2 separate regions of the Homo sapiens genome follow, and region 2 is linked to region 1. The links are chromatin loops, found by intact Hi-C in ENCODE. Cell type or tissue: mammary epithelial cell. All regions are shown on one strand. Links, peaks and the distances in the headings refer to the core of each region. The heading gives the core; the rest is flanking DNA. Region 1 has its middle 22 kb from the start of PKP2. Region 2 overlaps PKP2 (plakophilin 2).

What was found. A loop is a pair of places that touch in the nucleus more often than their neighbours do. Peaks named below come from ENCODE experiments on the same cell type or tissue, not always from the same donor. Only the 100,000 strongest peaks of a DNase experiment are listed, where the experiment ranks them.
Region 2: a loop joins it to region 1, with 3 times the contacts of the local background. A loop is called at or near these places in 6 of 110 quality-filtered maps.

What each region holds. Positions count from the first base shown.
Region 1 is chr12:32,912,367-32,924,325 of GRCh38, forward strand. No RefSeq gene overlaps it. Among named protein-coding and RNA genes, the nearest start is that of PKP2, 22 kb to the left of the region's middle. In mammary epithelial cell, for the core only: a CTCF peak has its summit at 6,949 (motif pointing left); DNase peaks (open chromatin) are centred at 5,015, 7,325 and 8,315; H3K27ac peaks cover 5,569 bases.
Region 2 is chr12:32,836,937-32,848,895 of GRCh38, forward strand. PKP2 (plakophilin 2) reads right to left here. Exons shown (of 13, transcript NM_001005242.3): 6 at 4,092-4,269. Among named protein-coding and RNA genes, the nearest start is that of PKP2, 54 kb to the right of the region's middle. In mammary epithelial cell, for the core only: no CTCF peak of the experiment used is centred there; no DNase peak of the experiment used is centred there.

The sequences.
Region 1 (11,959 bases), core at 2,032-10,031:
GATCTCCTGACCTTGTGATCTGCCCACCTTGGCCTCCCAAAGTGCTGGGATTACAGGCGTGAGACACCACACCCGCCCTGTCCTAGTTTTATAATAACACTTTCTCACAAGAATTACTACATTCCCAAGAGGACTAATCCAGTCTCTTAAGAGTGAGAACCTACTCACTACTGGGAAAACAGTCCAAGCCATTCATGAAGTATCTGTTCCCATATCCCAAATACCTCCCAGTATGCCCTGCCTCCCAGCGCTGCCACATTGGGAATCAAGTTTTAACATGAGTTTTGGTGGGGACAGGCAAACAACATCCAAACCATAGCAACATGTATCTATCACCACTGTGACCTGGAATGCTCAGCTTCCCATATTTTTCTTTTTTTTTTTTTTTTCTTTTTTGAGACAGAGTTTTGCTCTTGTTGATCAGGCTGGAGTGCAATGGCGCGATCTTGGCTCACTGCAACCTCTGCCTCCCGGGTTCAAGCAATTCTCTTGCCTCAGCCTCCTGAGTAGCTAGGATTACAGGCATGTGCCACCACGCCCAGCTAATTGTGTATTTTTAGTAGAGACGGGGTTTCTCCATGTTGGCCAGGCTGGTCTTGAACTCCCAACCTCAGGTGATCTGCCCGCCTTGGCCTCCCAAAGTGCTGAGATTACAGGCATGAGCCACCATACCCAGCCAGCTTCCCATATTTTTCTAATGAGATTAATGGTTGTATTAACAAATATGATTTTTTTGCCATTGTATAATATATGTATCAACATGTGGAGGAGACACATAACTCAAGGTAACAACATCTATAATGTTATGATCATGCATGATTGAAAGATCTATTCAAAGTGCAAAGTAGACAGATAGATTTTAATGTAATTGATTAAGAAAACTTAATATAGTTTCAGATTCCACATTACAAGCAACCTTTTTTTTATTCTTTAGATAGAGCTCACGCTGTTGCCCAAGCTAGACTGCAGCAGTGTGATCTCGGCTCACTGCAACCTCCACCGCTTGGGTTCAAGGAATTCTCCTGCCTCAGCCTTCCGAGTAGCTGGGATTATAGGTGTGTGCCACCACACCTGGCCAACTTTTGTATTTTTTGTAGAGATAGGGTTTTACCATGTTGGCCAGGCTGGTCTTAACTCTCGACCTCAAGTGATCTGCCCTCTTTGACCTCGCAGCTTACTGGGATTACATGTGTGAGCCACTGTGCCCTGCCACAACCAGCCTTTAAGATTCTTCTATCTGTTGAGTTTTCATGTAACATTAAAGCAAATGCCCACATTATCTGAAAAGGCTATAAAGCTACTTCTCCCTTTTCCAACTACCTCTTATACTATTGCATTGAGGATTAGGTTTCAACCTATGAATTTTGAGGGGATGCAAACATTCAGACTATAGCAGGTATATGCCGAAAAGAACTGAAAAATGATAGTCAAACAAATACATAAGCACGTCTTTTTTTTTTTTTTTTTTGAGACAGGGTCTCACTCTGTTGCCCATGCTGGAGTGCAGTGGCATGATCATGGCTCACTGCAGCCTTGACCTGTCAGGCTCAGGTGACTCTCTCACCTCAGCCTCTTGGGTAACTGGGATCACAGGTGTGTGCTACCAAGCCTGGCTAATTTTTTTGTATTTTTTGTATAGATGGGGTTTTGCCATGTTACCCAGGCTGGTCTCAAACTCCTGAGCTCAAGTGATCCACCCACCTTGGCCTCCCAAAGTGTTGGGATTATAGGTATAAGCCACCACGCCCGGCCCTCACATGTCACAGCAACACTATTTACAATAGCCAAAAGGTGGAGACCCAAATATCTATCAACAGATGAATGGATAAACAAATTGTGATATATACATACATTAGAATATTATTCAGCCATAAAAAGAAATGAAGTACTGATATATGCTATAACATGGATGAACCTTGAAAACATTGTGCTAAGTAGATGAACCAGACACAGAAGTTAGGAGATATGGTTTGGCTGTGTCCCCAGCCAAATCTCATCTTGAATTGTACTCCCATAATTCCCACGTGTTATGGGAGGGAATCGGTGGGAGATAATTTGAATCATAGGGATGGTTTCCCCCATACTGTTCTTGTGGTAGTGAATAAGTCTCATGAGATCTGATGGTTTTATCAGGGGTTTCTGCTTTTGCATCTTCCTTATTTTCTCTTGTTGCCATGATGTGAGAAGTGCCTTTTGCCTCCTGCCATGATTCTGAGGCCTCTCCAGCCATGTGGAATTGTAAGTCCAATTAAACCTCTTCTCTTTCTCTTCCCAGTCTTGGATATATCTTTATTAGCAGCGTGAAAATGTACTAATATGGTAAATTGATACCAGTAGAGTGGGGCATTGCTGAAAATATACCCGAAATTATGCAAGTGACTTTGAAACTGGGTCACAGGCAGAGGTTGGAACAGTTTGGAGGGCTCAGAAGAAGATAGGAAAATGTGGGAAAGTTTGGAACTTCCCAGAGACTTTCCCAGAGACTTGTTGAATGGCTTTCACCAAAAGTCTGATAGCGATATGGACAATAAGGTCCAGGCTGAGGTGGTCCCTGAAGGAGATGAGGAACTTGTTGGGAACTGGAGCAAAGGTGACTCTTATATGTTTTAGCAAAGAGACTGGTGGCATTTTGCCCCTGCCCTAGGGATTTGTGGAACTTTGAACTTGAGAGAGATGATTTAGGGTATCTGGTGGAAGAAATTTCTAAGCAGCAACGCATTCAAGAGGTGACTTGGGTGCTGTTAAAGACATTCAGTTTTATAACGGAAGTGGAGCATAAAAGTTCAAAAAATTTGCAGCCTGACAATGTGATAGAAAAGAAAAACCCATTTTCTGAGGAGAAATTCAAGCCACCTGCAGAAATTTGCATAAGCAACGAGATGCTGAATGTTAATCACCAAGGCAATGGAGAAAATGTCTCCAGGGCATGTCAGAGGTCTTCACGGCAGCTCCTCCCATCACAGGCCTGGAGGCCTAGGAGAAAATGGTTTCATGGGCTGGGCCCATGAAACTTAGGCTGTTTGCAGCCTAAGGACTTGGTGCCCTTTGTCCAAGCTGCTCCAGCCATGGCTGAAAGGGACCAACGTAGAGCTTGGGCTGTGGCTTTAGAGGGTGCAAGCCCCAAGCCTTGGCAGCTTCCACATGATGTTGAGTCTGTGAGTGCACAGAAGTCAAGAATTGGGGTTTGGGAACCTCTGCCTAGATTTCAGAAGATGTATGGAAATGCCTGGATGCTCAGGCAAAAGTTTGCTGCAGGGGCAGGGCACTCATGGAGAACCTCTGCTATGGCAGCGCAGAAGGGAAATGTGGGGTCAGAGCCCCCACAGAGAGTCCCTACTGAGGTACCACTTAGTGGAGCTATGAGAAGAGGGCCACCATCCTCCAGACCTCAGAATGGTAGATACACTGACAGCTCGCACCATTCACCTGGAAAAGCCACAGACACTCAATGTTAGCCCTTGAAATTAGCTGGGAGGCTGTACCCTGCAAAGCCATAGAGGCGGAGCTGCCCAAGACCACGGGAACCCACCTCTTTCATCAGTGTGACCTGGATGTGAGACTTGGAGTCAAAGGAGATCATTTTGGAGCTTTAAAATTTGACTGCCCCACTGGATTTTGGACTTGCATGGGCCCTGCAACCACTTTGTTTTGGCCAATTTCTCCCATTTGGAACAGCTGTATTTACCCAATATCTGTACCCCTACTGTATCTAGGAAGTAACTAGCTTGCTTTTGATTTTACAGACTCACAGGGGGAAGGAACTTGGCTTGTCTTAGGTGAGACTTTGGACTGTGGACATTTGGGTTAATGCTGAAATGAGTTAAGGCTTTGGGGGACTGTTGGGAAGGCATGATTGGTTTTGAAATGTGAGGACATGAGATTTGGAGGGGCCGGGGTGGAATGATATGATTTGGCTCTGTGTCCCCACCCAAATCTCATCTTGAATTGTACTCCCATAATTCCCACGTGTTGTGGGAGGGACCTGGTGGGAGATAATTGAATCCTGGGGGTGGTTTCCCTCATATTGTTCTTGTGGTAGTAAGAATAAGTCTCACGAGACCTGATGGTTTTATCAGGGGTTTCTGTTTTTATATCTTCCTCATTTTCTCTTGCTGCCTCCATGTAAGAAGTGCCTTTCACCTCCAGCCATGATTGTGAGGCCTCCCCAGCCATGTGGAACTGTCCAGTGAAACCTCTTTTTCTTCCCAGTCTCGGGTATGTCTTTATCAGTAGTGTGAAAATGGACTAATACAGTCATATATTGTATGATTCCATTTATATGAAACATCTGGAATAGGTAAACCCATAGAGACAGAAAGCAGATTGGTGGTTGCCAGGGGCTGGAGGGGAAGGGAATGGGGAGTGACTGTTCAATGGGTATAGGGTTTCCTTTTGGGGTGATAAAAAACAGTTAGGAACTAGTTAGATGTGGTGGTTGTACAACACTGTGAGTGTAATTATGCCATTGAATTAAGACTGTTAATTTTATGTTATATAAATGTCACCTCAATTAAAAAAAAATCACAGCTGGATGATCACCAGATATAGGCCCTAGCACTCGGCAGGGATTCAGAATTTCTTTTTCGGTTTTACTCAAGTAAGCAAAATGAACAATATCTGTTTTCTTTCTGTTGGCAGTGTTTCGAGTATCTGGTGCTAGTATAATCATTATTTTGGCTATTATCAGACTTAGCAATGCAATTTTTGCTTTGATATTCTTCCCAGTTGTTGTGTCAGGAAGAAGGCAGAATTAGGCAGTGTGCTAAAATCAAATCAGTATTTCTTACATAAATGATTGGTTGGGTGAGTCTGTTTTTAGTCACCCATCTCCTTTGAAGTCTGAAAGCAGGCAAGAAATTTGAGATTGTTGACATTTCCTACAGAAGAGCTAAAATGTACTGTTATTGAAAGACTACAAGATTTATCAAACAAAAATACATCAACTTCAACACCTTCAATTTATTATCCAAAGGTGGGGGTCACTTATTGGGTTCTTTGTCCAATGTACAGGTTGTTCTGTCCCTCACTCCCAGCAAAATATTGTGAAATATCTTAAGTTTATTGGATTATTAAAGGGCAGTTGGCTTACAGTTCTGTGGTTTGCCCCTGGCTTTTCTTCCCTAGCAACCAAAAACAATACTACTCATCAAGAAGATTGCATCTTATGTCATTACATAGAGCTTTTTTTTTTTTTTTTTTTTTTTTTTTTGGAAACAGGGTATCACTCTATTGCCCAGACTGGAGTAGTGGCGTGGCATGATCTCAGCTCACTGCAACTTCGGCTTCTAGGGTTCAAGCAATTCTTGTGCCTCAGGCTCCCAAGTAGCTGGGACTACAGGTGCACACCACCATGCCCAGCAAATTTTTGTATTTTTTGGTAGAGATGGGGTTTCACCATGTTGGCCAGGCTGGTCTTGAACTCCTGACCTCAAGTGATCACCCACTCGGCCTCCTAAAATGCTGGGATTACAGGTGTGACCCACTGCACCCGGCCATTATATAGAGCTTTTTATATTTAACTTTTAGTCTAATTTTCCTTGAAGTCTGCACACTGGACAATTAATTGGTCAGCAGCAAGGTGATAGTTCTAGTGAGACAAAGCAGCATCTAGAGGAGAGAGTGAAAACCAGACAAGGTATTTGCATTAGTATTTCAGACTTTAAGACTGAGTTAATTAAGGGTGGAGTGGCATTATTTTGGCTTAAATTTCTTCATCTGTAAAGGTGTGTTAATGGTACTATCCACATAGAGTTTTGTGAAAAAATATGTGTATGTGAAATGTTTTATATAGAATCAGGCATATAATTGGCCAACAAAGGATGTTTTTTGTTTTTTAATGAGGAATAATGCTGCTGATGAGCAACTAAGATAGTGCTCATCATAGAAGAGAGAATCAAATAACAAAGGGATGTGAGGCCAGCTCAGTTTTCCTTCAGTTAGAAAATAGACATGTAAGTAAAGCATAATATATAATTATTGTTATGAAGCGAGTATACACTATATAATAATTAAGGAAGAGAAAAATAAAGAGGTGACATGAAGAAAAGAAGGTGAAAGAAAGAAGGGATGAGTGAAGGATAGTGTACATCCAAAACTTCATTTTGAGTGACATGTGAGGATGTGAAAATATAAAATTGTTGGGTTTTATAGAATCAGAGAGGTCAGCTTTCATTCTCTAATATTATAAATTAAGAGAGATGTAGGGCAAAGTAGAACAGAGATTTCTCAACCTCACTAATATTCAGAATCACTTTGAGAAACTTATAAAAATATAAATGCCTGTACCCCACCCCAGTGACTCTGATTCTTAGTTCCAGGGTGGAATCCAGTGATCTGTGTGTTTAAAAAGATCCTTAGATGAATTTTGATGCAAATCTACATTTGAGAATGGCAGAAATGGGCCCTAAATGTTTGCCTGTGTCCAGTAGTATCTGTTCAGCCCCTTCTTGTAATTCTCCTCTCTCTACAGAGCAAGAAAAAGAAACATGATGGAATAACCCAATTTAAAATTGAAGCCGGGTGTGGTGGCTCATGCCTGTAATCCCAGCATTTTGGGAGGCCGAGGCCGGAGGATCACCTGAGGTCAGGAGTTCTAGACCAGCCTGACCAACATGGCAAAACCCTGTCTCCACTAAAAATACAAAAATCAGCCGGGCGTGGTGGCGGTTGCCTGTAATCCCAGCTGCTCAGGAGGCTGAGGCAGGACCCAGGAGGCAGAGGTTGCAGTGAGCTGAGATTGCGCCCCTGCACTCCAGCCTGGGTGATAGAGCAAGACTCAGTCAAAATAAAATAAATAAATAAAATAAAAGAAAATAAAATAAAAGATTACCTTTTAAAAAATCCATGAAAATATATAACATTATTCCCCTTGTTTTTCTTTTCCTGCGACTGATTTAGGAGGGCACCGGCTTCTTTTCTCCTCTGAAGTGGGGGCTGAGCTACAGCAGTGACACCAAGTGGTGGTTTTAGGGGATTCTCCTTTTCATTTGAAACTTTGTGATTTTTAAATGACTGAAATAAGATGTCGTTTGCCTTCTTTCTCTTTCCCATCAGTTAGAGCATGTATTCTTCAGTTCTTGCATACCTCATTCACCAGAAATGCTAAAAGAATGAAGAAAACAACAAACAGGATTTGACCCTGACATTTGATCTTTTTGAGTGCTTCCAATATAAACACCTTTGTTTAGTTGTTTCTAGGACCAGGTGGTTTCAGTGAATTCAAAGAGAGCCTAAACTAAACTCTACATGCTAAAACTATGATAATGATGATGAAACTGTCAGTGCATTTAAAGTTATATGACTCATAAAAAGAGAGTACTGTGAACTTAAAAGTAAGAATGCTGCAGACTGATGCCAAGAAAACTCAATGAGTCTGTGATGAAGGTCGAGACTCCCTTCATAACCATCTGCGGTGAGCTAAAACTTAGGTATCCAAAGAATAACAATGCTTAAGATGTCTTGCTTAGGAAAAAAAAAAGTAAAAGTAGGTTTGGAAAGTTCGTGTCTTAGTTTGGGCTGCTATAACAAATTACTATAGACTGGGTGGCTTATAAGGAAAAGCAATTTATTTCTCGCAGTTCTGGAGCTGGGAAGTCCAAAATCAAAGGACTGGTGTCTGGTGAGGGCCTGCTTCCTCACAGACAGGGCAGATAGGGCCATGAGTTATCTGTTGTCTCCTTTCTGTTAATTGTAATTTTTTGGTTTTTAATTATTTTTGAAAAAATAGAGATGGGGTCTCACTATGTTGGCCGGGTTGGTCTGGAACTTCTGATCTCAAGCAGTCCTCCTGCCTTAGCCTCCCAAAGTGCTAGGATTACAGGTGTGAGCCACCATGCCTGGCCTGGAGTCTCTTTTATGAGGGCACTAATCTCATTCATGGGGCCTCTTCCTTCATGACTCCAGCCCAGGCTGGAGTGTAATGATGTGATCTTGGCTCACAGCAAACTCCGCCTCCCGGGTTCAAATGATTCTCCTGCCTCGGCCTCCTGAGTAACTGGGATTACAGGTGCCTGCCACCACGCCCAGCTAATTTTTGTTTTTTTTGTAGAGACGGGGTTCACCATGTTGCCCAGGCTGGTCTTGAACTCCTGACTTCAGGTGATCCACCTGCCTCGGCCTCCTAAAGTGCTAGGATTATAGGCGTGAACCACCGTGCCAGGCCTACTTTCAGGATTTTTACCTTATAATAGCATTCATCAAAGATGTCTTTAAACGGCAATTTCACCAGTACATTTATACTATGACTAAGTTCATAAATATTTGATATACAAACTTTTAAGAAATACATTTGCTAAGTAACATGGACACACCCAAATTACAAACAAAAGAGAAGAGGAAGTTAGGCTATTAACGGACATGTAGACAAGAGAAGTATATGTAGTTATGCAGAGGAAGAACAATCAATTATAAAGAAAAGCGCACAGAGGAAATGGGATTACCGTTGGTTCCAGGGACCATCATTGTGTAGGTGGAACCAACAGATTTGGTTAAGGACACTCTGCTGAAGACAATGCAGCTAGATTAGCCACTAATCACAGGCTAGTGTGGGAACTACAGGACATATTCCTCAATGCCCGAGAAATGTTGGTTGCTTTTCCTCCTCGTGTTTCTCAAATGTCATTTTACTTACCTTTTATTCATTATATCTGTCCTATGCTTCTACAATCTGAACATAAAATGAAATGTTTTATTTTATTTTATTTTTGAGACAGAGTTTCATTCTTGACGCCCAAGCTGGAGTGCAGTGGTGCAATCTCGACTCACTGCAACCACCGCCTCCCGGGTTCAAGTGATGCTCCTGCCTCAGCCTCCCAAGTAGCTGGGATTACAAGCATGTGCCACCACACCCGGCTAATTTTTAAAAATATTTTTGTAAAAACAGGGTTTTACCATGTTGGCCAGGCTGGTCTCAAACTCCTGACTTCAGGTGATCCACCTGCCTGGGCCTTCCAAAGTTCTGGGATTACAGGCATGAGCCACTGCGCGTGGCCCTTCATTTTAAATCGTAGCTTTTACCACCTTCTATATGGGGGAAATAACTAGTCCTCAGTTTATTTCCTTAATGCTTACTAATTTTATGTCACCATTGGTTGGCAGATACATTTTAGAAAACTGTGAAGAGAAAAATTTGTATAGACACTAAAAACAGCAGTCAGCTGATCTGGTGGGCCGTGGACTTGCTGCTGTAGACAATGGAATGATCAGAAATAATAAACAGGGCGAGAACTTTATCTATTTTTGAGCTGAATGTTCTAACATTTATGAATGACTAAGTGATGAGGCATCAATCTAAAATGCCTCTGCATTTCACATTAGTATGTGAAAAACTGGTAGGGATTAATGAATATTTTTCTTTAGCTTCTGAGTAAGAAACAGTTCCAAAATGAGGAAAGAATACCTGGCTTTGCCTTAAACTGAGTGTTCCTAACTCTGAAACTCTGGGAACTTTATAAATCCCTAAGACATTGTTTAAAAGCCCCAAATAAGAGGACTGAGTTTTCACTTTTACCCAATTAGATGCTAAAGTGGATTGAACAAAATGACATATTCTTGGATTATAGACTGGAGCATAAAAATTTATATCATAGCCAGTAATGACTGTCCTTTTGCCAAGCCATTGTACTCCTACCCCCTCTACCCCCATGACCCACGAGTGTTTCTTAAGCACCCACTAAACATGAGAGAAAGCAGCAAGGGTAGACTGGGAGCACATTGTGGACGGCTTGATATTTTCTTCAGCAATAAACGGAAGTTGTCAAGAAAACAAAAGACACCATCAGGCCTGTGCTTTGGGAAGACGTAACTGGCAGTGGTGTGTAAGACATACTGCTGGAGGATGAGGCCGAAGGTAGGGAGACTGGGAAATGCCATGGCTGATAAAATGGAAAGGAGGGTAGAAATTGCGAAGTGTGGCTTCTGTGAACTACTGCTGTCTTTTATTGTTTTAATTTAGAAAGAATGAATGCTCAAAAAATAGTTAGTTGAGGCTGGGTGTGGTGGCTCACGCCTGTAATTCCAGCACTTTGGGAGGCTGAAGCAGGCGGATCACCTGAGGTCAGGAGTTTGAGACCAGTCTGACCAACATGGTGAAACCCCATCTCTACTAAAAATACAAAAATTAGCTGGGCGTGGTGGCACGTGCCGGTAATTCCAGCTACTCAGGAGTCTGAGACAGGAGATCTCTTCAACCCAGCAGGTGGAGGTTGCAGTGAGCCGAGATCATGCCATTGCACTCCAGCCTGGGCAACAGAGTGAGACTCTGGCTCAAAAAAAAAAGTTAGTTGAATGCATACTGGTTATTTGTTGAGGGGAGGAAACAAAGATGATGGTGAAGTTTCAAGTCTTAACAGCTAGGCGTATTAGTCAGGGTTCTCTAGAGGGACTAATAGGATAGATGTATATATGAAAGGGAGTTTGTTAAGGAGTATTGACTCATACCATCACAAGGTGAAGTCCCGCAACAGGCCATCTGCAAGCTGAGGGATAAGGAAGCCAGCTGGAGTCCCAAAAACCTTAAAAATAGGGAAGCCAATAGTACAGCCTTTAGTTTGTGGCTGAAGGCTCAAGAGCCCCTGGCAAACCACTGGTGTAAGTCCAAGAGTCCAAAACCTGAAGAACGTGGAGTCCAATGTTCGAGGGCAGGAAGCATCCAGCAAGAGAGACTCAGCCAGTCCAGTCCTTCCAAGTTCCTCTGCCTGCTTTTATCCTAGCTGCACTGGCTGCTGATTAGACAGTGCCCACCCCGGTTGAGTGTGGGTCTGCCCTCCTAGTTTACTGACTCAAATGTTAATTTCCTTTGGCAACACCGTCACAGGAACAATACTTTGCATCCTTCAGTCCAATCAAGTTGGCAGTCAATATAAACCATCACACTGGGTTAAGCCCAAACTCGTTCTGTGTCCATCAACATTTGGTCCTTCTCTTGACTTTGCTAAAATTGTCTATGACTCATGCTTCCCTCAGTTTCTTAGGAAAACTCAGGCTCAAAATCTTGATGCAATGGTTCATTTCTTTTCTCCCTCTCTTGCCTTCTACAACAAGTTCCCAAGTTTTGTTCTCTTGATTGGGCAGTAGCAACGACTTCCTAATTGGTCAGGGCCAACACATAGTTTTATTTCACCTTTAACCTTTCTCACATACTACTGACACTTCAATTTTAATCTTAAAATCATAACTTTGAACAATTTTTTTTTTTTGAGACGGAGTCTCGCTCTGTCACCCAGGCTGGAGTGCAGTGGCACAATCTCTGCTCACTGCAACCTCCACCTCCTGGGATTCTCCTACCTGAGCCTCCCAAGTAGCTGGGACTACAGGCGCCCACCACCACGCCCAGCTAATTTTTTTTGTGTGTTTAGTAGAGACAGGATTTCACTGTGTTAGCCAGGATGGTCTCGATCTCCTGACCTCATGATCCACCCGCCTTGGCCTCCCAAAGTGCTGGGATTACAGGCGTGAGCCACTGTGCCTGGCCAACTTTGAACAATTTTAAAAAATTTTTATTTTAAGCTCAAGGGTACACGCGCAGGTTTGTTGTACAGATTATTTTGTCACCCAGGTATTAAGCCTAGTACCCATTAGTTGTTTTTCCAGATTTATCTACCTCCTCCCAACCTCCACCCTCCGTTAGGGCCTAATGTCTCTAACTACCATGCTGCGTTTTGATTAAAAGGTTACTGTCCACTGTATTTTATTTTTTTCAGGTGAGAAAGAAACATAAGAAGCAGTTGAGGGACCAGGAACCGGGTCCTCTAGGGATGAGGAGGCATTCTGTTGGATGGTTTTGCAAAATGTTTCCTCCAGAGTCATCTGCCTCATTAACAATGTTTTTTTCTTCAACTTTTATTTTAAGTTCAGGGATAAATGTGCAGGATATGCGGATTTGTTACACAGGTTAATGTGTGCCATGGTGGTGGCTGCACAGAGCATCCCATCACCTAGGTATTAAGCCCAGCATTCATTA
Region 2 (11,959 bases), core at 2,350-10,349, 75 kb before region 1:
TGGCCTTTCTATTCATTGTGACAACATTTACCCTGAAGTTGTCTACAATGCCATCTCCTACCTTGGAAAGGTGTCCCATTTCATATGCTTCATCTTTGTATCTTCTTTGATTATATGAAATGCAGTGCAGAGTTCTACATGCACAGAACTTCAAAAAGAACAACACTGAAATGCTGATACAGTGCCCATAATGACAACTGAATATGTCTGTAAATTGGCAATATCTGACCCTGTGATGTCTTGAGACTATGAAGGGCAGGGGCTTTATCCACAAAATCACAATCTGTGGACATGTGACAAATACTAATGTATCTAGCATACTGACTAAGACCTTCGAATTTGAAGACAAGCTTCCGGCATTTGAGTTTCAACTCTGTCTACTACTAGCCATATGACTTTAGGAAAATCACTCAACCTCTCTGAGGCTGTTTCCTCATCTATAAAATGAGGAAAACCTATCTTGTAGGGAGTGCTACTGAGAGTAAACTGAGAAAAGCCTCATAAAGCATTTAGAGCAGTTTCTAGAACATAACAACAATAAATGTTAGCTATTATTGTTATAAATTAGATATACAGATGAAATCGGAATGGACAGTTTAGTAAGCATATACATTATGGCACTCACTTCCCAGATTTTGGCTATATTCTGCTTTTGGAAGGTGAAATTCAAATGAGTGGTCTGGACTGTTTTGCAAACACTGTTTAAAACAGTGCTATTCTGACTGGAGTGTATTCAGCTACTATATGTTCTGAAAAATGTGTGCCAACCAGGGCATTGCTACAACCAACCAATGTATAGCTTCTACTCATCAATCATAAGGGGAGACTACAGGAAGAGATTTGTAACTAACATCGTTGCCTTTAGATTTTTACCTTCACAATACACCTTTCCTGTTAATACTATTATTCTTCTTCTTCCCACAAAAATTATCATATCTCTGTCCTCCATACTAGCTAATTTTGCTTACAGAAGAAAAAAATTAACTCCTGTTTCTCAAAGAACTGAAAATAGAATTACCATTCAATCCAGCAATCCCATTACTGGGTGTATATACAAAGGAAAATAAATTGTTCTATCAAAAAGGCACATGCGCTCGCATGTTCATCGCAGGACTGTTCGCAATAACAAAGACATGGCTAGGTTCCCATCAATAGGGGACTGGATAAGGAGAATGTGGTATACATACACCATGGAATACTACACAGCCAAGAAAAAGAATGAAATCGTGTCCTTGGCAGCAACATGGATGCAGCTGGAGGCCATTATTCTAAGCAAATTAATGCAGCAACAGAAAACCAAATATCACATGTTCTCACTTAAAAATGGGAGCTAAACACTGGGTACAAATAGACACAAAGATGGGAACAATAAACACTGGGGATTTCAAAAGCAGGGAGGGACAGAGCAGGAAAAAGGGTTGAAAATCCATCTATTGGGTACTAAGTTCACTATTTGAGTGATCGGCACATTAGAAGGCCAAACCTCGGCATCACGCAATGTACCTGTGTGACAAACCTGTACATGTACTTCCTGAATCGAAAATTAAAAAAAAAAAAAATTAACTCCTTAATGTGATCCTCAAGATCGCCACTATCTGGCTTTAGCCTATGTTTCCAATTTCTGTTTGATTACTTTCTATCACAAACTCCATACTCTTATCAGACTTGATTATTCACCAATTTCACCATCAATTTTCATTTGTTCACTCATTCATTTATTCATTTTATTCAAATACCTTGCTTACTTACTATATGCTGAAAACTTTGCTAAGTGTCAGGCATTAAAAATGTTTTTTAAATGCATAGGCTTAGCTTTTATGGCAAAATCTATTAATAGTAGCAAAGGTATGTAAACAACTATCATATAACAGCAATGTGACAAAATCAGTAACAGTGGTGACTTGGCTATGAACTCCCGTTTGAACCCTCAGGAACAAGCACTAGCTTTTGCTGGGGAAGCTGGAAAATGTTTCATAGAACATTTATGAACATTATGAACTTTATCTTTGGTTTTAAATCGTTAGGAGATTAAGTATTCAACAGGCAGATAATAGAAAATGTTTACCAGGCAAATAAAATTAAATAAAGTATTGATATGAAAGTACTATGACATCTAAGGAAAAGCAAGCACTTTGGTGGGTGTGAAGTATATCTGTGGGAAAAAAGGTGGTAATGAAGGTTGTGGATAGACTGAAAAAGGCTGTGTATGCTGTGATGGACCAAGATGTCTTCCATTTTTGTTTGGTTCACCCACTAAGTTCTTCCACCCCTTTTCTTATGGTAACAGATTTTGCTGTCCTTGCTATAAAAGGAGGTATCTGATCCAGGCTTGGACAATCCAGGCCAACAGTTGCTCAAATGATGTGCCCCTTTCTGAATCAAGGCCAGGAAAAAACTTTCCCTGTGATTGGCACAATCATTTTAAGAAAGATGTGCACTTTTTTTTTTTTTTTTTTGTGGCTAAGCAAGGGCTGCCTACGATTAAGTTATCTGCTCAGTAGAGAAGGCTTCTTTGCATTTGCAGGAAATGAGCCCACTATGAAAAAAGAAGAGCAAGCAGAGATGACATACAAACAGAAAAAGAGTGAGTCCTAGGAATGCTGAATTCTGTCCCAAAAAGGGAATACGGTCATGGTTCCTGGTATACTTCCTTCACTTCCTCAAGTGACCTGCAATATCTCAGCCACATGGGCCAATGAATTCCGACTTGTTTCAGTGAGTTTAAGTTCGGTTCCCACCATTTTCAATGGAAAGAGTCCTAATACATCTGCCATACTAAGAACTCTGTTTTATGTGGTAAGGCAATGGGAGCTGGAGAGAAACTTTAAGACGTGAAATATGTTTAAGCAGGTGAGCGATGGATCAAAGTGCACTAGAAAAGCAGATTCAATGGGCAGTACAGAAGATGGATTCGAGGAAGGCCACTTAGGCACTTCTTATGCCTTTCAAGAATGTGGTCCTTTATCTTTAGAGAATTTCTGACTACCAAAATAGTCCAGCAAGGCCCAGCTCACTCGACACCTCTTTTCTAGTGCCCTTCTGATCTCACCAGATGCCATGAATGGTCCTTTGTTCTGCATTCCCGCAGCACTTCACTTGCACCTTTGACATCCTAGTTCGCAAACTTCAGTGACTGTCAGAATCACCTAGAGGCTTGTTAAAACTAGATTGCTGGGCCCAACCTTGAGTGTTTCTGATTCAGAAGGTCTGGGGTGGGACCTGAGAATTCTAACAACTTCCAGGTGGTGCTGGACCTGTGGCCAGCTTTGAGAACTGCTGCTCTAACACATTTCATTGTAGCTGTCTTCTAGTTCACTTGCTTATCTGTGTCCCCTGCTCCACTAAACATTTCTTACGGATATTCTTGTTTTATATTTTTTGAGACAGGGTCTTGCTCTGTCACTCAGGCTAGAGTGCAGTGGTGCAATCATGGCTCACTGGAACCTCAACCTCCTGTGCTCAAGAGATTCTCTGTCCCAGCCTCCTGAGTAGGTGGGACTACATGTGCACACCACCATGTCCAGCTAATTTTTTCATTTTTTTGTGGAGACAGGGTCTTGCTATGTTGCCTAGGCTGGTCTCGAACTCCTGACCTCAACTGATCCTTCTGCCTCAGCCTCCCAAAGTGCTGGTATTACAAGTGTGAGCCACCGCACCCAGCCAAGGGTTTTCTTATTCATCTTTGTATAGCCTTCAGTAGCTAACATAATGCTTTACACAAAATTGGTATTTGATATGTATTACTGTGTGATTAACTATGGAGATAAAATAAACATCTTATCATAATAAATTCTTTCAGTTACCATCCAAATAAAGTCTCTCAAAAAATAAACTGTGTAGGCCGGGCACGGTGGCTCACGCCTATAATCCCAGCACTTCGGGAGGCCAAGGCAGGTAGATCACTGTACTCCAGCCTGGGCAACAGAGCGAGACTCTGTTTTAAAAAAGATAAATAAATAAATAAAATAAACAAACCATCAAACAAACTGTGTAACTAGAAAAGAACCAAAGGCAGAATATATCCTGACTTCCTTGGGGCTACCTAATTTTTTATTGCATCTTCTATCAGGGCAGGGTACAGGTAGCATTACCTTAGGCATCCAGTGACGTTGTAGAATATGTCAAAATCGAGCAAACCATTTGCTTTTGGGTAGTCTCCTTCAGGCCACCCAGAAAAGGGGATGATGATATTCTCCGTCAGCGTAAGCAATGCTTCTGTTATCATGAGATTCTTGAGTTTGTCATTAGATGACAAATTCCACAGCAAACCTAGAAAAGCACAGAGTTACCATGAAAACAGTGCAGGGTGGGACCAAAATGACCGCTGAAAAGTTCAGTCAAGGCCATCAACTCCAGGGCTATGACTAGTCATAAAAAAATTTGGGGGGTTGGGGGGCCAGCCTCTTTCTCAACTAGAAGAACCCAATTAGAACTCATTAGATGGTGATGGAGGCTGACCCACATGAGCAATAAATACATGGCTTAGGCTACAAACTGTGCAGGTTTAAACTAATCAGATATACAAATAAAGGCCAGACATGCTTAAGCATTTATTGCTGTTTCTCCTAAAGGGCCCTACCACAAAGCTGACCTGACCGGGATAATAAAGTCTGGGCTCACCAATAGGCAGGCTTAAAATGGTCCTATTGTAACTAAAACTTCAACATTTTTAAAGAGTCATATTTTTTTCTCCCTTAGATACACATGGGAAAATATCTTCCCTGCCTCCTTCCCCACTAACTGTAACTTTCACCTGACATTGTGCCTCCCAGTAAGAGCAGGGAAGGTCTGCAGAAAGCCTTTCTCCATGCCTGTCAACAGGAAGCTGATCAACATCACCAATTAATGTTATTGACTGTTACCCAATGACAGAATCATGTCCTCCAGCAATTTATTCTGGCTACCTCATGTATCCTTATTTTATAGTTTGGCAGTGAAGGAGAGACAACAGCATCTTCCCTATTGGCCAACTTGCATGGCCTAAGTACTGCTCAAAGATTAGTACCCTATTTACTCATTAAATTTTCTCTTTCCTCTTGAATCCCCCATATTAAAGAGAAAGACCATATAGGCCAATCCAGAAGAAACTGAGATAATAGCATGTTGTACTTTATAAGGTATATACTGTGACATACAGACTGAGGCTGAGTACTGAGAGAAAATAGAAAGTGGCATATACGTTTAGGATTTTTTTTGTTTTTGAAATTTGGAGCTCGAATCCTTCTGATTCAGTGGAAGGAAGACTGTACACTGATTGCTTGCTATTCCAGGGACTCCCAGCAGGTGTAAAGTTGCCTCGTCATCTTTCTTTCTTTTTTTTTGAGACTGCGTCTCACTCTATTGCCCATGCTGGAGTGCAGTGGTGGCTTGATCTCGGTTCATTGCAATCTCCACCTCCCAGGTTCAAGCAATGCTCCTGCCTCAGCCTCCCAAGTAGCTGGAATTACAGGCGCCCGCCACCATGCCTGACTAATTTTTGTATTTTCGGTAGAGACGGGTTTCACCATGTTGGCCAGGCTGGTCTCAAACTCCTGACCTCAAATGATCTGCTGCCTCGATCTCCCAAAGTGCTGGGATTACAGGCATGAGCCATTGCCTGGCCCGCCTCATTATCTTTCATACCGTAATGGGTTACACTAACTCACTAATGCCCAGGAAAAGGAGAAGAGGGGCAGAAAGAGAAGGGATGACTCTTCCCTTTCTACCCTATCCTTCTCACTGCCCAGGCAACAATTCCTACTTCTTTTTTCTCCCCCGAGATGGAGTACTGCTTTGTTGCCAAGGCTGAAGTGCGGTGGCGCAATCTCGGCTACCTGCAACCTCTGCCTCCCAGGTTCAAGCAATTCTCCTGCCTCAGCTTCCCGAGTAGCTGGGATTACAGGCACACACCACCATGCCTGGCTAATTTTTGTATTCTCAGTAGAGACGGGGTTTCACCATGTTGGCCAGGCTGGTCTCGAACCCTTGACCTGGTGATCCGCCCACCTCGGCCTCCCAAAGTGCTGAGATTACAGGCGTGAGCCACTGTGCCTGGCCCAGCAATTCCTACTTTTTTTTTTTTGAGACAGAGTCTCACTCGGTAACCTAGGCTGGAGTGTAGTGGCACAATCTTGGCTCACTGCAACTTCTGCCTCCCGGGTTCAAGTGATTCTCCTGCCTCAGTCTCCTGAGTAGCTGGGATTACAGGCGCAGACCACGACACCCGGCTAATTTTTTTGTATTTTGAGTAGAGACAGGGGTCTCACCATGTTGGTCAGGCTGGTCTCGAACTCCTGACCTCGTGATCCGCCCGCCTTGGCCTCCCAAAGTGCTGGGATTACAGGCGTGAGCCACCGCGCCCGGCCAGCCATTCCTACTTCTTAAATTGACTGTATGGTCTGTACAAAGGAAAGAGGAAGCATAGGTACTCAGGGCAGGCTCCTTTATGAACACAGCAAATGTGGCAGACTTGGCTGAACTATGTGGCAAACATCACCTCCCCTGAAATAAGAGCCTGTATAGTTAAAGCTTGGTAATTACTCAGCATACTTATATTTGGTCCAACCAATTAGAACACATTAGGCTTCATGCAGTCTTTTGGGCTTAAACAGTTTGCTTCTGCTGTGCACAGGTAGCTACTTTTTGAAACTGTAACCAGATTTCCACTGGAGCCTACACAGAGCTTCCATTAGATACAGTGACACTGTGTCTGGTGTCTTGTGAGGACTAGATTTCTGGCTTATGAGGAGGTATTTTCCTGATCAAACTAGCATTTGGGGTTAAGGAGCAGTGTCCCTCAGCCACAGGTTTTGCAATACAATGACTTCATTCCTCCTGCTTCTCCTTAAGAGGCCCTGGAAGAGGGACAGATAAAACTCAGAAGGTGGTTGAAAACAATTTAAAGACAAGTCTGAGGCTGAGTTTTGGTTACTAAGCTACAAAAGCAAGTTAGAAAGAAGAGAGAAATGAAGAAAAAAAACAAAAGCTTCTTTAGTCCTAAATAAGCAAACAAATTAATAGTCTCTGCCTGCCAGAAGCTTAAGAATGTGAAGCATAATGACATTTCCTCCTTTTAAAAAGGACCACACAGGACACTCAAAGAAAAAGTACACCTTACAATAAAAACCAGAGAGGATTAATTGGAACAAAGGGAGTGGAATTTTCCTTCAACAGTCAATATCCTTTAGAGCTTGCCATGCTCCATTATTTCTACAAAAGTATATGATTTTGGAAGTTTCAGCATAATTTTAGAATTTCTAATATAGGATTTTGCATAGAAATGTCATGCCTGTCAAATTTCTGGGTGGCATGAAAGCTGTGAAAGAACTAAGATGTTCAATAGAGATTCAGAATTACATATGCTCATACACACATACCCTCACACAAAATCAGTGAGTAACCAACTACAAACTGGGAAAATATGTACAATATGAGATAAAAGTTTAATACTCTTAATATATAGAATTTTTATAAATCACTAAAAAGCGAAACACCAGTAGAAAAATTGGGAAGGTACATAACACAAAACCAACTGATATTAGGAGCTAATGTACACAGGAATCCATGTTCTCTAGTAACTAAAGAAATACAAATTTAAACAACTAGATATCATTTTCCATGACTAGAGGAGGCAAAACCAGAACCGATGAGTGGAAATTCTAAAGAAGGAGATTTTGGCTCACTGAAAGTATAAACTTCTAAGAGAGCTTTGAAGAAAACAGAAAGAACTACTTGTAAGACCCAGCTCTATCACTAGAGGGAATAAAAATTAGCTTATCTCTTATCAGAAAGTAGATGAGGGCTTTTACCCTGAAATTAAAGTGTTAGACTAGATGAGCAGTTTCCAAATGAGCCCAGTGACAAAACAGACTCACAGTCTTGGGCCATGCCCCAAATTTGCTGAGCCAGAGTCTCAGGATGGAGTTCAGGAACTTATATTTTAAAAAAAGATTCCAGTTTGGGCATGAGGAAACCAATAGACTAGATGATTCTGAATAGATGTCCCTTCAATGATCAGATTCTGGATTACCTAATATAATATTTACGGTTTGGGTTTTCATGTGTCTCATCCTTAACTTCTGATCAATTTTTTCATAGTGTCTTAATGTCTACTAGTATAGCTCTTTGTTGCAGATGGTCTGTCTGCCTGTAATTTTCTACCATGAGGCTCTCATTCTAGCCAAAAAGAAAGGGATCTGGACTCTGTTAAGGGATATAATTAGAATAATTACCAATTATAAGAGACAATAACTCCATTAGCCAGAAATTTACTGCCAACCGTGATGTTTGTAAAAAATAGCTAACCAGTAAAGGGAGCTTAGATATTACAACTCATGTTAAATAATAATGACCTCGGCTGGGCGCGGTGGCTCATGCCTGTAATCCCAGCACTCTGGGAGGCCGAGGGGGGCGGATCACGAGGTCAGGAGATTGAGACCATCCTGGCTAACATGGTAAAACTCGTCTCTACTAAAAATACAAAAAAAATTAGCCAGGCGTGGTGGCGGGTGCCTGTAGTCCCATCTACTTGGGAGGCTGAGGCAGGAGAATGGCGTGAACCCGGGAGGCGGAGCTTGCAGTGAGCCGAGATCATGCCACTGTACTCCAGCCTCGGCAACAGAGCGAGACTCCGTCTCAAAAAAATAAATAAAAATAATAATAAAAAAATTAATGACCTCTAGGACAGAAAATATAGTAATTTAACAAATCTGCCTTAACACATAGGCAGCAAAACTTACAAGTTTTATGATTAAATAAATCCCTATCTTCAGTGAAAAAGAATGAGGAGGCAGAGATGAGGACAATGACCGCTCGGACAAGGACAAGAAAGAAAACTGGTTCTTTTTAACCGTGTTTTTCAAAGTGGTCAAAGAGTGGGAGGAATTTTTTTTTATTTATTTACAATTTCCCTTGCATAGATATACCCCTCCTTTCACCTAAATTTTGCAAATCTTAACTGGAATATCAGATTATTGAAACGGCCACGTATTCCAAGTTATATATAAACCCAGGGTACCTTGTTACACATTACGAATGCGGAATAAAATAATATACAATTACTTAAAGAAAGTGCATAATAAATATTTTATAGCAAAACATTCTGAGTATTTTATTAAATACAGCAATCCAATTAAGTACTTCTATAAAATATGCAGGGATTAATATGCAGTTTTAACACATTTCACTGACAATTACCCTGACTCTTTCATATGTAATGAAAGAGGGATAAGAACCCCTGCTGCACTCTTATCATGACTTGTCCGTTTTAATCCAAGGCATATCCCTGCTCACTCCAGCCAATGCTCACTACTCAGTGACCTTGAAGATGAACTTCTGAGACTAAGATGTGCCGTTCTCATTTCAATTACGGGAACACTACCACGCTCACTTAGTAAGGGAGAAAGAACAATCTCACCGGGGTGGGGGGAGTGGGGGTGTCTTTGATCCTGAAGTTCTTTCATTAGAAGAGAAGATCCTAGGCTACTACTGCAGAAGTAGAGCGAGAGATGAAGACAGCTTGAACCAAGGCAGAGACAAGAAGACAGAGGGGCCAGCACAGTGGCTCACGCCTGTAATCCCAATACTTTGGGAGGCTGAGGCCGGCAGATCACCTGAGGTCGGGAGTTCGAGACCAGCCTGACCAACATGGAGAAACCTCCATCTCTACTAAAAATACAAAATTAGCCAGGCATAGTGGCGCATGCCTGTAATCCCAGCTACTTGGGAGGCTAAGGCAGGAGAATCGCTTGAATCTGGGAGGCAGAGGTTGCAGTGAGCCAAGACTGCGCCATTGCACTCCAGCCTGGGTAACAAGAATGAAACTTCTTCTCAAAAAAAAAAAAAAAAAAGAAGAGAGAGGAAGGGTGTCAGAGGAGTGAGGAAGAGCTCTCTGATCAGAGGAGTCTCAAAGACAAGCCCCTTCTCAAAGACTATACAAATGAGTCATCACGTGCCTCAAAAGTAGGTGGGGTGACAGCAAAACACTCAGATACAACTAGGTTCAAACCTGGGCTTTGTTCTTTACCATTTAGGCAACCTTGGGCAATTTACTTAACCCCTCTGAGTCTCACACTGATCATATGTAAGTCACCAATTATGCTTTCACCTCTTACGGAGTTGTCAGGAGAAATAGGGATAAAAAAACAGAAAGCCTTAGCTTAGTGACCAACACATAATAGGGGTTCAGAAAAAAAAAAGGTCAAAGAAATAGACCAGTAAGATTCACATATATACTTACTTTCTTTGTGTTTCTAAACAAAGATATAAACATGTCTATATTAGGTTAACAATTTATTTCTGAGGCCCAGAAAGCCCTTATTTAGCTCTTCTATTAGTAGAGCCAAAGGGAGTAATTTAGAAGGATTTGTATCAGATGTTCAAATGTCTGTTTGGTTCAATTAGCATGTAATGAACACCCTCCAGTAGGGATGTTTGGCTTATACTAGAAATCCTGGGTGCTGCACAATCAACTTCCATTTATCAACTCTATAGATGATCTAATGATGCCTGAATGGTTTCACATGGCATCAACATCACAGAATGTTCTCTGACGTTAGTCTCCTATTGCCTATGCAGGAGAAGAGGAAGCGTGATTCAATGGCTTGTTCCCTTGACACACACACACACACGCACGCAAGCACACACACACTTCCCAAGCTTTCTAACTACCAGGCACCCTAACTCCAAATCACGCTATTTTCCATGTCTCCTCTAAATGACCGGCAGCTAGTTTCTTTCTGCCTCTTTGCCTTGCTAGTGATGCTCACTTTGCCAGGAATAACTTTCATCCTCTTTCAAAACACCAATCCAAAGCCTATTCCTTTTTTAAGGTCCACAATGAAACATAACCCCTTCAGGAAGTATTTCCTGACTATAAAACTAGTAGATGGAGAAACAAAATCCAACGCGGGTGCAGTGGCATGTCCCTGTAGTCCCAGCTACTGAGGAGGCTGAGGCAGGAGGATCTCATGAGCCCAGAAGAACAGCCCAGGCAGCACAGCGAGATCCCCATCCTTTAAAAAAAACAAAAACAAAAAAACCCCAAATCCACACCGTCCCTAGGCTGTGATTCTCAGTACCTGACCCCTGAAAGCTGCTCTGTAAATGTTGGTTAAATGAATGGAATCACTTTTAATTTCTACAGGCATTTGAATACAAATCATGGATATGAAAAGAAATCCCTCATGGGACCTGACAGAATGCTGGCAAGAGCGTAGCATGGTACTGGTAGGGCGCGGTGGCTCACGCTTGTAATCCTAGCACTTTGAGACGCGGAGGCAGGCGGATCGCCTGAGGTCAGGAGCTCAAGACCAGCCTGATCAACGTGGCGAAACCCCGTCTCTACTAAAAATACAAAAAATTAGCTGGGCGTGGTGGTGGGCACCTGTAATCCCAGCTACTTGGGAGACTGAGGCAGGGAGAATTGCTTGAACCCTGGAACCAGACGTTGCAGTGAGCTGAGATCATGCCACTGCACTCCAGCCTGGGCAACAGAGCAAGACTCTGTCTCAAAAAGAAAAAGAGAATAGAGAGAGTAGCATGGTACCTCACATAGTTTTATAACATTAAAATATATCAGAATTTAAAATGTGATATTTAGCAACATGTATACAGCTGGAGGTCATTATCCTAAGCAAATTAATGCAAAAACAAAAAATCAAATACCACATATTCTCACTTACAAATGGGAGCTAAACATTGGGTATACATGGACTTAAAGATGAATAAAAGAGGGAGGAAAGGACGGGGGCAAGGGTTGAAAAACTATCTGTTGGGTACTATGCTGAGTACCTGGGTGACAGGACCATTCGTATCCCAAACCTCAGCATCACACAATATATCCATGTGACACACTTGAACACGTAACCCCAAATCTAAAATGAATGTTGAATTTTTTAAAATGTGATATTTTAAGACATAAAGCGAGTAGAGATAACATAATGACAAAATCTTTATAGAAAAATTAAACCTATTATATAAC